2 separate regions of the Homo sapiens genome follow, and region 1 is linked to region 2. A link is a contact called in ENCODE POLR2A ChIA-PET data. All regions are on one chromosome and are shown on one strand. The core of a region is the stretch at or near the end of the contact, and the rest is flanking DNA. Distances in the headings are between cores, read along the strand shown.

Region 1 (5,915 bases), core at 1,731-4,230, 170 kb after region 2:
CCCTGTGCGAGCCTGCCTGGGGCAAAATGACAGTGTACGGGGGCCAGGCAGCTGTGACGGGGACAGCAGCAGCAGATAACAGTGGGGAGGTGGCCCTCAAGGCCTTCAGACCTAAATGTCAGGGTGAGACCCCCCAGGCAGGGGCTGATTGGGAGCCTTAGTGTCCCCCAGAGCAGGTGCACAAGGAGAGGGGCTTGGAAGGTGCCAGCCTCCCCTCCAGCTGACCTCCCCTGTCCACAGCCCCTGCTCTCCCTGGGGCCCACAGGGGCTGCTTTGGCAGCATCCAGGCAGGAGGCTGCATGACGTTACCAGGCCAGTGTTTGGTCCAGGTTCCTCAGAAATCACACCTGGTTACACGTGAACCACTGGGCCTGGAGGGGGCTTCAAAGGAGGCCCAGGTCTTTTATCCACAGAACATGACCCGGCTCAGCAGGTCAGGCACAGGGCAGACTCCAGGCAGGGCACTGGACTCTATCCTTGTAGTCTGCTCCTCTGCAGAGTGCAGCCAGAGGCAGCATTGCTTCCTCCCAGTGCCCTGCCCCTGAGTTCTGCAGAGCCCGAAGAGGAAGCGGGCTGAGGTCAGGAGAGGGACAGGGGCTGACTGGGGATCACAGAGCACAGTGGGGTAGGAGGCTGTGCTGCTTAGAGGGGAGGGACTGCAGTCACGTGGTCCCTGCCAGGGATTTGGGCACAGCAGCCTCCCCAGTGGGCATCCTTCCTGCCTGTTCCCACCTTTCTTCAAATCAGCCATTGGTTCTCTGAAGCCGGTTTACTGGCTTTAATTCTTAATTAAGAGATAGGGTCTTGCTATGTTGTCCAGGCAGAACTCCAACTCCTGGCCTCAAGCAGTCCTCCCTCTTCAGCCTCCTCAGTGCTGAGCTTTGGGGGTTTATTGGCTTTAAATCCTAATCCCACTTTGACCTCACTGGCTGTGACTTCAGGCAAGTTATTTAACATCTCTGAGTTTCAGTTTCCCCATCTGTAAAGTGTTCCCTCCCTCCTAGGATCCTGGGGAGAAGTCAATGAGATGGCACAGCTGGGCATATACAGCATCAGCTCTTGTTAGGGGAGCCCCAATACAAACTCTGCACAGGGAATCATCAGCTGAGGTAGGGGGGATTGGTTCTGCTTGAGGACTCAGGCTGGGGACTGGGGCAGGCTCAGATGGAGCAGGTGGGCAGGGCTGAGGAGGCTGCCTGGAGGAAGGGGCACTGGAGGAGTTGACCAGCCAGTAATAGACAGAGAGGCAAGAGGGAAGTCGGAACCAAGGGAAACCACCGCCGAGTCACCAAGTCCTACCTTAGGCCCTTATAGGCACCCGGCCCTGACTCCACACCAACCACAGCTGAGAGGCTGGGGAAGAGAAACCCAAGAGAAGTGGAAAGTCAGAATCCCCCAGGGGAGAAATTAGGGGGTGACTCAGGCGGGTGCATCATCAAGGGAGAGAAGCATCCGCTGGAACACAGGTTCGGGAGCTGTGGAGGGGGCTGTTTCAACGTTGAGAGCAGAAGGCAGGGAGGCTGTAAGGCAGAAGTAGAGGCAGCTGGTGGCCAGCGTGGTGGCCCCACAGGGACAGGAGCCCACAGAGAGTGGGAGGCCATGGAAGGCCTCTCACCAGCTTACTCCTGGGGGCTCTCAGCCGCAGCTAGGGCAGGGACACAGAGGGGCTGAGGTTGGACCCCTAGGTTTCCATGATGGACCCTGAGAAGCCAATGCAAGGGCCACAAACAGCCTGGCCTGGCCTGCCCCAGAGGCGAGAGAGTTGAGAGTGCTCTACAGGCTGCCAGGGCTCCAGAGGGGAGCTCGCTCTGCAGGAGCCTGGCCACCTCATCTTACCAGGCTGGAGTGGCTGAGTGACTGGGGAGGGTGCCCTAGGGTCATTGCTAACTGGCTTGGGTTCGGGCGCAGGCTAAACCCTAGGCTGGGTAGGGGGGTCTCTGTTCCTCTCCAAGCTCTGGTCCTGAGAGCTAAGAGCTGGAGGAAGAAAATCCGTGTCCCCTGCCCCCGCTCCCCTGCACACACACTCCACAGAGGAGCCAGCTGGGAATGGTGTTGCTGAGACAGAACGCCACTCCCGCTTCCCTGTTCTGCCCATCCTCCAGCAGCACCTCCTCCAGTCTCCTGCCCAGGCTGCTCACCAGACCCAAAAGTGGGCCCAAGTCATCCAGTTCTCATTATGCCTTGGTTCGCAGGAGGGGACACAGGACCCCTACTCCCTCCTAGAAGCAGCTCTGCACTCAGGACAACGTGCCCCCGTCGGGGGAGGCAGGGCCTGGGCGGAAGGCCACTTCTGCAGACTTTTCCAGGCCCCCATCTGCTGCACAGAGCTCTGGCTGACCCTAGCCCAAGCCTTTTAGAACCGCCCCTTGACCTGCGATTCCTTTTCTGGAATTCATTTTAGGGCCCAGTCAGGGGTGTTCCCAGAGCAGTCTGCAATAACAAAATGTCTATGGCGAAGTGTCCTCATAGAGGACTGGGCAGTGAGCCACGGGCCAGCCCTCTGGTGAACCCCCAGGGGCCGTCAAAGGGGTCCGGGACAGCAGTGACAGCCAGGCCTTGGCTCCTGCCGCCCTTCAAATGTGCCTGGGTGCGACGGCAACCCGCGGCCGGCGGGGCGGGGGGACCTTTTGTTTGTTTGTTATTATTTGTAGAGATGGTGGGGGTCTCACTACGTTTCCCGGGCTGGTCTCGAACTCTTCAGCTCAGAAGAACCTCCCGCCTCGGCCTCCCAAAGCGCGGGATCACAGGCGAGAGCCACCGCGCCGGCCGGCCGCCATATGGATTTTGTCCAGTCTTTCGATCTTCCAGCGACCAGCAAATGTAAACAGAGCAGCTCACATGAGGGAAGAAGTCGCCCAGGAAACGTCCTCTGGGAGGGGCGGGAAGGGCAGCCTGGCGCTCCCAGGATCCCGTGCGCGGAGGGGGGGAGGGGGAGGCGGAGGCGGGGCGCGACGTCATCAGCGGGCGCGGAGCCGGAAGTGTTGTGGCCGCCGCCGCCGCGCGTCGCGGAGGCACGTGTGGAGCCCCGGCAGCAGGAGCGTCGCAGGTGAGACTCCGCGGGGTACAGGGTGGCAGGGCGCGGGTGAGGGTGACCCGGGCCGGGCACGGCGCGCAGGGCCTGTCCCTCCAGCCTCGCATGGGCGGCCCCCGCCGGCCCGGCCTGGCCCCTTGTTGCCTCTGCATCGGCTGGGCGGTGTTTGCGTGGACGGCCAGCTCCGCGTCCCCAGCCCCTTACTGGGGAGCCCTGAATCCTCTGTCATACCCTGCCACCTAGCCCCCGTGGGGGAGACTGGGGTGAGGAATCAAGCCTGGCTTGGAGGTGACCTCATTGACCATTTGCCTCTCCCCCGCCGGTGGACACCTCGCAAAGGCGCTTCCTCATCTCACATCTTGGGAATGGGAGTCAAGCTCCTGGAGAAGGGTGATGGGAGGGTCGGGTCCTCACTCCGGGAATCCTTGGGACCGAACTCCGCCATTGCCAAGCCTCAGTCTTTTCATCTCTGATTTAGGCTCATAGTCCCTGTCTCTTGTCCTAGACCAAGAAAGGCTTCAGAGGCCAGGCCAGAGTGCAGCGCTATTGGGCTCCCTGTCAGGCAGTGGCAGAGACTGAGGCTGAGCTAGCCACACCCCGCCCATGCCCACTGCTGGGATGTAGGCCTCGAAGCCTTCTACCTAGACCCTAGGCCCTCATCCTGCCTCCTGACTTGCTCATGCCTACACACACCCCTCCCCAGGTCCTTGGCCCTTGCCAGACATTAGCACCATGAGCTTCGTGGCATACGAGGAGCTGATCAAGGAGGGTGACACGGCCATCCTGTCACTGGGCCATGGTGCAATGGTGGCGGTGCGTGTGCAGCGTGGGGCACAGACCCAGACCCGGCATGGTGTCCTGCGGCACTCAGTTGACCTTATCGGCCGCCCCTTCGGCTCCAAGGTGACGTGCGGCCGAGGTGGCTGGGTGTATGTGCTGCACCCCACGCCCGAGCTCTGGACGCTGAACCTGCCGCACCGCACGCAGATCCTCTACTCCACAGACATCGCCCTCATCACCATGATGTTGGAGCTTCGGCCCGGCTCTGTGGTCTGTGAGTCTGGTGAGTTCCTCAGGCTGCCTCAGTTTAACGCAGAAATTGACACAAAGGTGGAGGTCAGAGCCTCCAGCCTGCCCTTCCTACAGACACATGTGGCTCCTCAGTTTCTATTTTCACATCTTTCCGGGATGCTGACAGCAGGGAGTGAAGGTGGAGGCAGAGAAGCCCGTTAGGAGGCTGGTGCTGTAACTGGAGTGAGAGGTGGTGGGAAATGGACCAGGAGGAGCTGGGGAGGACTGGTGCTCTAGTGAGGGTCCTGCTTGCCTTGGTGGGGCGTGGCCAGCTTGATGCTTGGCGCTGTCCTAGGTACTGACCGTCAACCTCTAGTCCTCCGTGCTGATGGTGAAGCAGAGAGAGTTGCCCCTTCTGGAAAGAGGCCAGGGCTACCCCGAGGAGCTCACTGTAGGTGGGGAGCCTTCCCCATCCTCATCCATGATCAGATCCTCACCTGCTACCAATGAATGTGAGCACCATTGTTGAGTCCAGGGCCTGGGCTGTGGGAACCCCTGCACATATACAGGTGCTGGGGCCGCCCAGTGTGGCGATTGAAGCCAAGATTGGCCCCAGGCGCTGATGCATCTAGGTTGTTGGTGGCGTGTTCCTCCCGGGCAGGAGAGCTAGGGTCCAGGTTCACGAAGAGTGCCTAGCACTGCCATGCTGGCTTTCTGAGGGCTGCAGGTCACCATGTCCCTCCCTGGGGTGTCTGGGTGGGAGGGGTGGAGAGCAGGACTTAGCCAACTCCATCAGCTGCTGCTCCTGTGCATCCTGTGGTGGGTGCTGGCCTCTCCGCCCCTGCCCCACTCTCGCGAGAGAGCTCAATCAAGCAGCACCTTCTCCTGGCCTCCTCAGATATGCCAGGTCCCCTCCTAGGAACCGTGAACTAGAGAGACCAGGTTCCTGCCCTCGAGGAGGGGGACACAGCCTAGGTGAGCATCTCAGTGCCGCTGGTTGCTGTGAAGCCTGTGAGACAGGGCTGCGTGTCTGAGGGGTACCCAGAGTGGGGACTCTCCAGCTAGGCCAGGCAGGGAAGACCTCTCTGAGGAGGGGACATTTGAGTTGAAAATGATGAGGAGGGACCTACGAAGAGCCAAGGGACAGCTCTGCACCAAGGAGGAGCCGTGCCGAGGCCCTGCAGTTGGAGCATGCTGCCGAGTCAGGCTCAGTGGGGGAGGCAGAGGGGCTGGGAGTGAGGTTGGAGGGGAAGCGAGCTCCACCCCGGAGGCTAACAAGTCTGACTTGCCCCTTAGTGGGAAGGGGGCATGGCCAGGCTTTGCAGAGGGGCGAGGCAGCAGGCTGGGGGCACCCAGGGGAGGGGCTGGACAGGTGGGGAGAGGGGCTGGCCCCTGAAAGGAATGTGGGAGGTGGCAGGACGTGGGACGGGATAGAGGGAGTGGAGGCACCTCCATGGGTCTGGCCCAAGCACTTGCGATGCTCAGCGCTATTTGGGTTCCAGGCATGGGTGGCAAGTGTGCAGTGGCTGCTCTAGCAGGAGTCTCCAGTGGAGGGGCCTGGGGATGGGAGTGGCATCAGGTAGATGGCCCCTGAAGCTGGAGTGGGAGGAGGGATGCAAGCCTTGACCCTCTCCATAAGACAGGAAGTCAAGCAGAGGGGCCATCTTGAGGGAAGCTGGGGAGGGAAGCTGGGGGCAGGTGCGCTGGGGAGGACTGGGGCCGTGTGGCTGGTGGCCAGGCCCTGCGTCCTGAGTCCAACCAGGCCAGGGCAGAGCCCCAGCCCCTGTGTGGTGGGGGCAGGTTTGGGCAGGCTTGGTGGGGGTGGGCTGTCTCAAGGGGACCAAGGAGCTTCTGGGGAGAGGTGGGCATGAGG
Region 2 (5,837 bases), core at 100-2,599:
AGGCCTGGCTGGGCTTGACTCTGGACTGCGGATCAGCTCCCAGTCTGCTCCAACCATCTTTTGTCCCACGTGAACCAGCAGCTACCAGACTGATATCTCTCTTGGTGAAAGACACAAGCCCAGGCCCATGGCAAGCATATTTCAAGTTTCTGCTGGGTCACACACATCTGCTTCCATCTGATTAGCCAAAGCAAGTCACACGGCTCAGTCCAACAGCAACGGAGCAAGGAAGTCGGCACCTCCCACAGAGCTCAGGGGAAAGGAGTGAATATTTGCTAGGTAATAATAGAATCTTCCACAGCATGTAGTTCTAAAAATGTCTTTATTCTAGGCCTGGCACGGTGGCTCACACCTGTAATCCCAGCACTCTGGGAGGCCGAGGTGGGCAGATCATCTGAGGTCAAGAGTTCAAGACCAGCCTGGCCAACATGGTGAAACCCCGTCTCTACTAAAAATACAAAAATTAGCCGGGCATGGTGGCAGGCACCTGTAATCCCAGCTACTCGGGAGGCTGAGGCAGGAGAATCACTTGAACCCAGGAGGCAGAGGTTGCAGTGAGCTGAGATCACACCATTGCACGCCAGCCTGGGCAACAGAGCGAGACTCCATCTCAAAAAAAAAAACAAGTTTTTATTCTGCCCTAACATTTTGTTGGTAAATTAGCTAGGTATAGAATTTCAAGTTTCAGATTATTTTTATTGAGAACATTGAAGGCATTGCTCCAGGGTCCTCAAGCATCCAATGAGGCTGATAAATTTGATGTGATTGGATTTTCATTCCTTAGTAGGTTAATTTCTCTCTCTCTGAGAGCTTTTAGAATTGTCCTGCTTTTTACATTTTTCTTTGCTTTCTTTCTCAAAGTACTGTTTTATGTATGTTAAAGAATATATACAGTCGGGCTGGGCAAGGTGGCTCATGCCTGTAATCCCAGCACTTTGGGAGGCTGAGGCAGGCAGATCACCTGAGGTCAGGAAAAAAAGAAAAAAAGACTTGATTACTATGTATATAGTATTTTTTTGTATACCTACATACCCATGATAAAGTTTAATTTATAAATTAGGCACAGTAAGAGATTAACAACAATAACTAACAATGAAATAGAACAATTATAATAACCTACTGTAATAAAAGTTAAGTGAATGTGGTCTATCTCTCTCTCAAAATATCTTATTATACTTTATTCACCCTTCGTATGATCATGTGAGATGATAAAATGCCAGCATCACTACTCGTGCCCTTTGGGGCCATTATCAATGAAAACAGGAGTACTTGAACACAAGCACTGTGACACCGTGAGAGCCGATCAGAGATGGCTGCTGAGTGACTAATGGGGCAGGTAGCATAGAAAATGTGGATACGCTGGACAAAGGGATGATTCACATCCTAAGCAGGATGGAGCAAGCTAGCAAGAGATTGCATCATGCTCCTCAGAATGGTGCACAGTTTAAAACTTATGAATTGTTTACTTCTGGAATTTTCCATTTCATATTTTTGGGCCACAGTTGACCATGAGTAACTGCAACCACAGAAAATAAAGCCTTGGGTAAGGAGGGGCTGCCGTATCATACTCTGCCCCTATACGGCTCTGCCACCACCCTCTCAGCTAATGATGTCAGAAGTTATACCTTTATACATTGGGTGCCAAAAAACATAGACTTATTACTGGCTTTTTACTATTAGTCTTTTAAATCATGTATAAAAGGAAAAGTGGTGTTACAACCCAAAATGACAATAATACTAGCTTTTGTAATTGTCCATGTATTTACCTTTATAGAAGATCTTTATTTCTTCATAGGACTTTGAGTTATTGTCTAGTGTTCTTTAGTTTATTTTTTTTTAATTTTTGCTTTCTTCCTTCTGCCTATATAATGGCAAATATCCTTTAATTTCAATCTGCAGAAGTCCCTTTAGCATTTTCTGTAAGACAGATCTAGTGGTAATAAACTCTTTCTGCTTTTGTTTATCTGGGAATACCTTCATTTCTTCTTTTCTGAGGGCAGTTTTGCCAGGTATAGGATTACTTTTGTTTTGTTTTGTCTTCTTTTTTAAGAGACAGAGTCTCACTCTGTCAGCCAGGATGGAGTGTAGTGGTGTGACCATAGCTCACTGCATCCTCAAACTCCTTAGCTCAAGTGATCATCCCTGCCTCAGCCTCCTAAGAAGCTGCAACTACAGTTGTGCACCAACATGCCTGGCTAATTAAAAAAAAATTTTGGGGGGGGATGAGGTCTTGTTATGTTGCCCAGGCTGGTCTTGAACTCCTGACCTCAAGTGATTCTCCCACCTCAAGCCTCCTAAGTAGCTAGAATTACAGGAAGGAGCTAACTTGTCCAGCAGGATTCTTGATTGACAGTTTTTTCTTTTATCTCTTCAAATGTACCAACACATTGCCTTCTTGCTGCCAACGTTTCTGCTGAGAAATCTGCTGTTAATCTTACTGGAGATCCCTTATATGTAACAATTTGTTTCTCTCTCCCTGCTTTCAAGATTCTCTCTTGGCTCACACCTGTGGCTGGGTGCAGTGGCTCACACCTGCAATCCCCATACTTTGGGAGGCCAAGGCAGGAGGATTGCTTGAGTCCAGGAGTTTGGGACCAGCCTGGGCAACATAACAAGATCCTATCTCTATAAGATTAATTAGTTAGTTAATTAATCTATAAGATTAATTAGTTAGTTAATCTATAAGATTAGTTAGTTAATCTATAAGATTAATTAGTTAATTAATTAATTACTTAAAAATTAAAGATTCTCTCTGTTATCTGTGGTTTGGGCAGTTTGATTACAGTGTGTCTCTGTGAGGGCCTCTTTAAATTCATCCTACTTGGAGTTCACTGAGCTTCTTGGATGTTTAGATTCATGTATTTCACCAAATTTGAGATGTTTTCAGCCATTATTTCTTCAAATAATCTCTTATTATTTATCGATTAAAAACAATAATAATCTCATTTTCTTTTTTCTTTTGAGATGGAGTCTTGCTCTGTTGCCCAGGCTGGAGTACAGTGGCACAATCTCAGCTCACTGCAATCTCTGCCTCCTGGGTTCAAGTGATTCTCCTGCCTCAGCCTCCCAAGCAGCTGGGATTACAGACACCTGCCACCACTCCTAGCTAATTTTTGTAGTTTTAGTAGAGACAGGGTCTTACCATGTTGGCCAGGCTGGTCTTGAAGTCCTGACCTCAAGTGATCTGCCCACCTCAGCCTACCAAAATGCTGGGATGACAGTTGTGAGCCACTGCACCCAGCCAATAATTTAATTTTCTCTTTCCCTCTCTCTGTTCTATTTCTGGCACCCTGACAGTGTGCATTCTTCTACTTGATGGTGTCCCACAGGTTTCTTGGACCCTGTTTACTCTTCTTCAGTCCTCTTTCTTTCTGTTCCTCAGACTTAATCATTTCAGTTTTCTTATCTTCAAGTTTGTTGATTCCTTCTTCGGCCTGTTCAAATCTGCTTCTGAATCCCTCCATGAATTTTTCATTTCAGTTATTGTACTTTTCAGCTACAGAATTTCCTCTTGGTTCCTTCTTGTGTTCACTATATTTTTATTGATCTTTCCATTTTGTCCCTAAATAATTTGCTTGGCTTTGTCTGCGTCCTTCTTTTCTCTTTTTGACAGTTAAACGATTTTTTTTTATTCATGATCCTCCTCTTTCTTCTTCTTCCTCATCTTCTTCATATTCTTCTTCCACATTTTTCCAGGCAACTTTAGCAGGACCCTTTGTGCCATCAAAGTTTCCTTTAGACTTAAAGTCAACAACATCCTTCTCATACTTCTCCTTCAGCTTTGCCGCCTTTGTGATGTAAGGCTGCTTTTCACTGTCGTTTAAGTTATTCCACATCTCACCCAGCTTTTTGCCACATCTCCAGTAGAGATGCCAGGGTTTGTGGATTTGGTCTTGGGGAGGAATTCTGAACAGAACAGAAATAATATAGAGGATGGCCTTTTGGGGGCATTAGGAAACTTCTTCTTGCCTCCCTTAGCTGGTCTGTTATCCTCCATTTCCCGATCATAGCATACTTTATCTGCCTTTGCAATTTCATCAGATTTAGACTTCTCTTTCCCACTGTCTTGCACCTCTCAGAGGACTTCTTGGAAAATTCTGCAAAATTGACAGGGACCTCTGGGATTTTCTTCTATGTCCTTCTCTGCACATCTGCACAAAGAAGGCATAAGCAGACATTTTGTCCTTTGGTTTCCTGGGATCACGTTTAGCCATCCTGACTGTATTGTTCACTAGTCTCTATCTGCATCTTTCTTTAGCTCTCTGAGCATTATTAGTCAGACAAAATGCTTTGTCTAGTAAGCATTAAAGACAAAGCCAGCCAGGTGCGGTGGCTCACATCTGTAATCCCAGCACTTTGGGAGGCCAAGGCGGGCAGATCACTTCAGGTCAGGAGTTCGAGACCAGCCTGGCCAACATGGTGAAACCCCGTCTCTACTAAAAATACAAAAATTAGCCGGACCTTGTTGCAGTTGCCTGTAATCTCAGCTACTCAGGAGGCTGAGGCGGGAGAATCGCTTGAACCCGGGAGGCAGAGGTTGCAGTGAGCCAAGATCATGTGACTGCACTCCAGCCTGGGCAACAGAGCAAGACTTTGTCTCAACAACAACAATAATAGCAACAAAAACAAAGCCTCAGAAAAGGCTGAATAAGTTTCAGGCCATTGTTATAATGTCTTTGTCTAGTAAGTTTGCCGTGTGGTTCTTCCTTAGAGATGGTTTCTATATATTTTTTCCCTATGAATGAACCCACTTTCCTGTTTCTTTGTATGCCTGTGATTTTTTTGTTGAAAACAGGATTTTGAATGTTACAATATGGTAACTGTGGAAATCAGGTTCTCTCCTTTACCCACGTCTGTCTGTCTGTCTTTTTCTTTCTTTCTTTCTTTCTTTCCTTCCTTCCTTCTTTCTTTCTTTCCTTCTTTCTTTCTTTCAAGACAGAATCTCACTCTATTGCCCAGGCTAGAGTGCAGTGGGACTATCATGGTTCACTGTAGCCTCTACCTCCTGGGCTCAAGCAATCCTCTCATCTCAGCCTCCCACCCAGCCAATATTTTTTTTTTTTTGTAGAGACAGGTTGTCACCATGTTGCCCAGGCTGGTCTCAAACTCCTGGGCTCAAGCAATCTACCTGCCTCGGCCTCCCAAAGTTCTGGGATTACAGGTGTGGGCCACCATGCCCAGCCTGTTTTTCTTTTTAAATTGTTGTAAGGTGTCTCTGTGCAGGGGATGAACTTGAGGTGTAAACTTGAGATTGTCTCGGGTCTTTTCTGAGGCTTTGTCTTTCCAGGCATGAATGGTGACTTTCTAAATTCTCCTGTATACGTGGTTGCTTTTGAATGTCCTAGTCCTTAATTGTTTGGCCACTAAAAGGAGAAAAGGGAAAAATTAAGGGTAAAAAAATAAAAAACAGGCCGGGCGCGGTGGCTTGGGCGTAAGCCTGTAATCCCAGCACTTTGGGAGGCTGAGGCCGGCGGATCATGAGGTCAAGAGATCAAGACCATCCTGGCCAACATGGTGAAACCCCGTGTCTACTAAAAATACAAAAATTAGCTGGGCATGGTGGCACACGCCTGTAGTCCCAGCTACTCAGGAGGCCGAGTCAGGAGAATCACTTGAACCCAGGAGGCAGAGATTGCAGTGAGTCGAGATCACGCCACTGCACTCCAGCCTGGCGACAGAGTGAGACTCCGTCTCAGTAAATAAATAATTAAGTAAAAAACAAAAAAACCTCAAAACCCAGCCTCTATCTCTTTCAATGCTCTGGAAGCTGCTTTAGCCAGTGGGGTTGTAACAATGGCAGTCCCCCCTGTGTCTGAACCTCTGCAATCAGAAGCAGC

What was found. ChIA-PET counts read pairs that join two places held with the same protein, here RNA polymerase II (POLR2A).
Region 1: POLR2A ChIA-PET joins it to region 2 with 15 read pairs in activated T-cell. The contact joins the promoter of TRMT61A here to the enhancer-like site in region 2. POLR2A ChIA-PET finds 5 or more read pairs at or near these places in 5 of 52 experiments (A549, AG04449, H1 and 2 more).

What each region holds. Positions count from the first base shown.
Region 1 is chr14:103,526,216-103,532,130 of GRCh38, forward strand. TRMT61A (tRNA methyltransferase 61A) reads left to right here and starts at 2,981. Exons shown (of 4, transcript NM_152307.3): 1 at 2,981-3,046; 2 at 3,735-4,094. The coding sequence starts at 3,764. RefSeq lists silencers at 2,908-2,957, 2,968-3,137.
Region 2 is chr14:103,360,607-103,366,443 of GRCh38, forward strand. It overlaps the pseudogene HMGB3P26. Among named protein-coding and RNA genes, the nearest start is that of MARK3, 22 kb to the right of the region's middle. RefSeq lists an enhancer at 699-1,898. Within about 2 kb of position 1,350, at least 6 of the 41 ENCODE cell types and tissues checked have a DNase peak (open chromatin) inside an H3K27ac peak, as active enhancers do.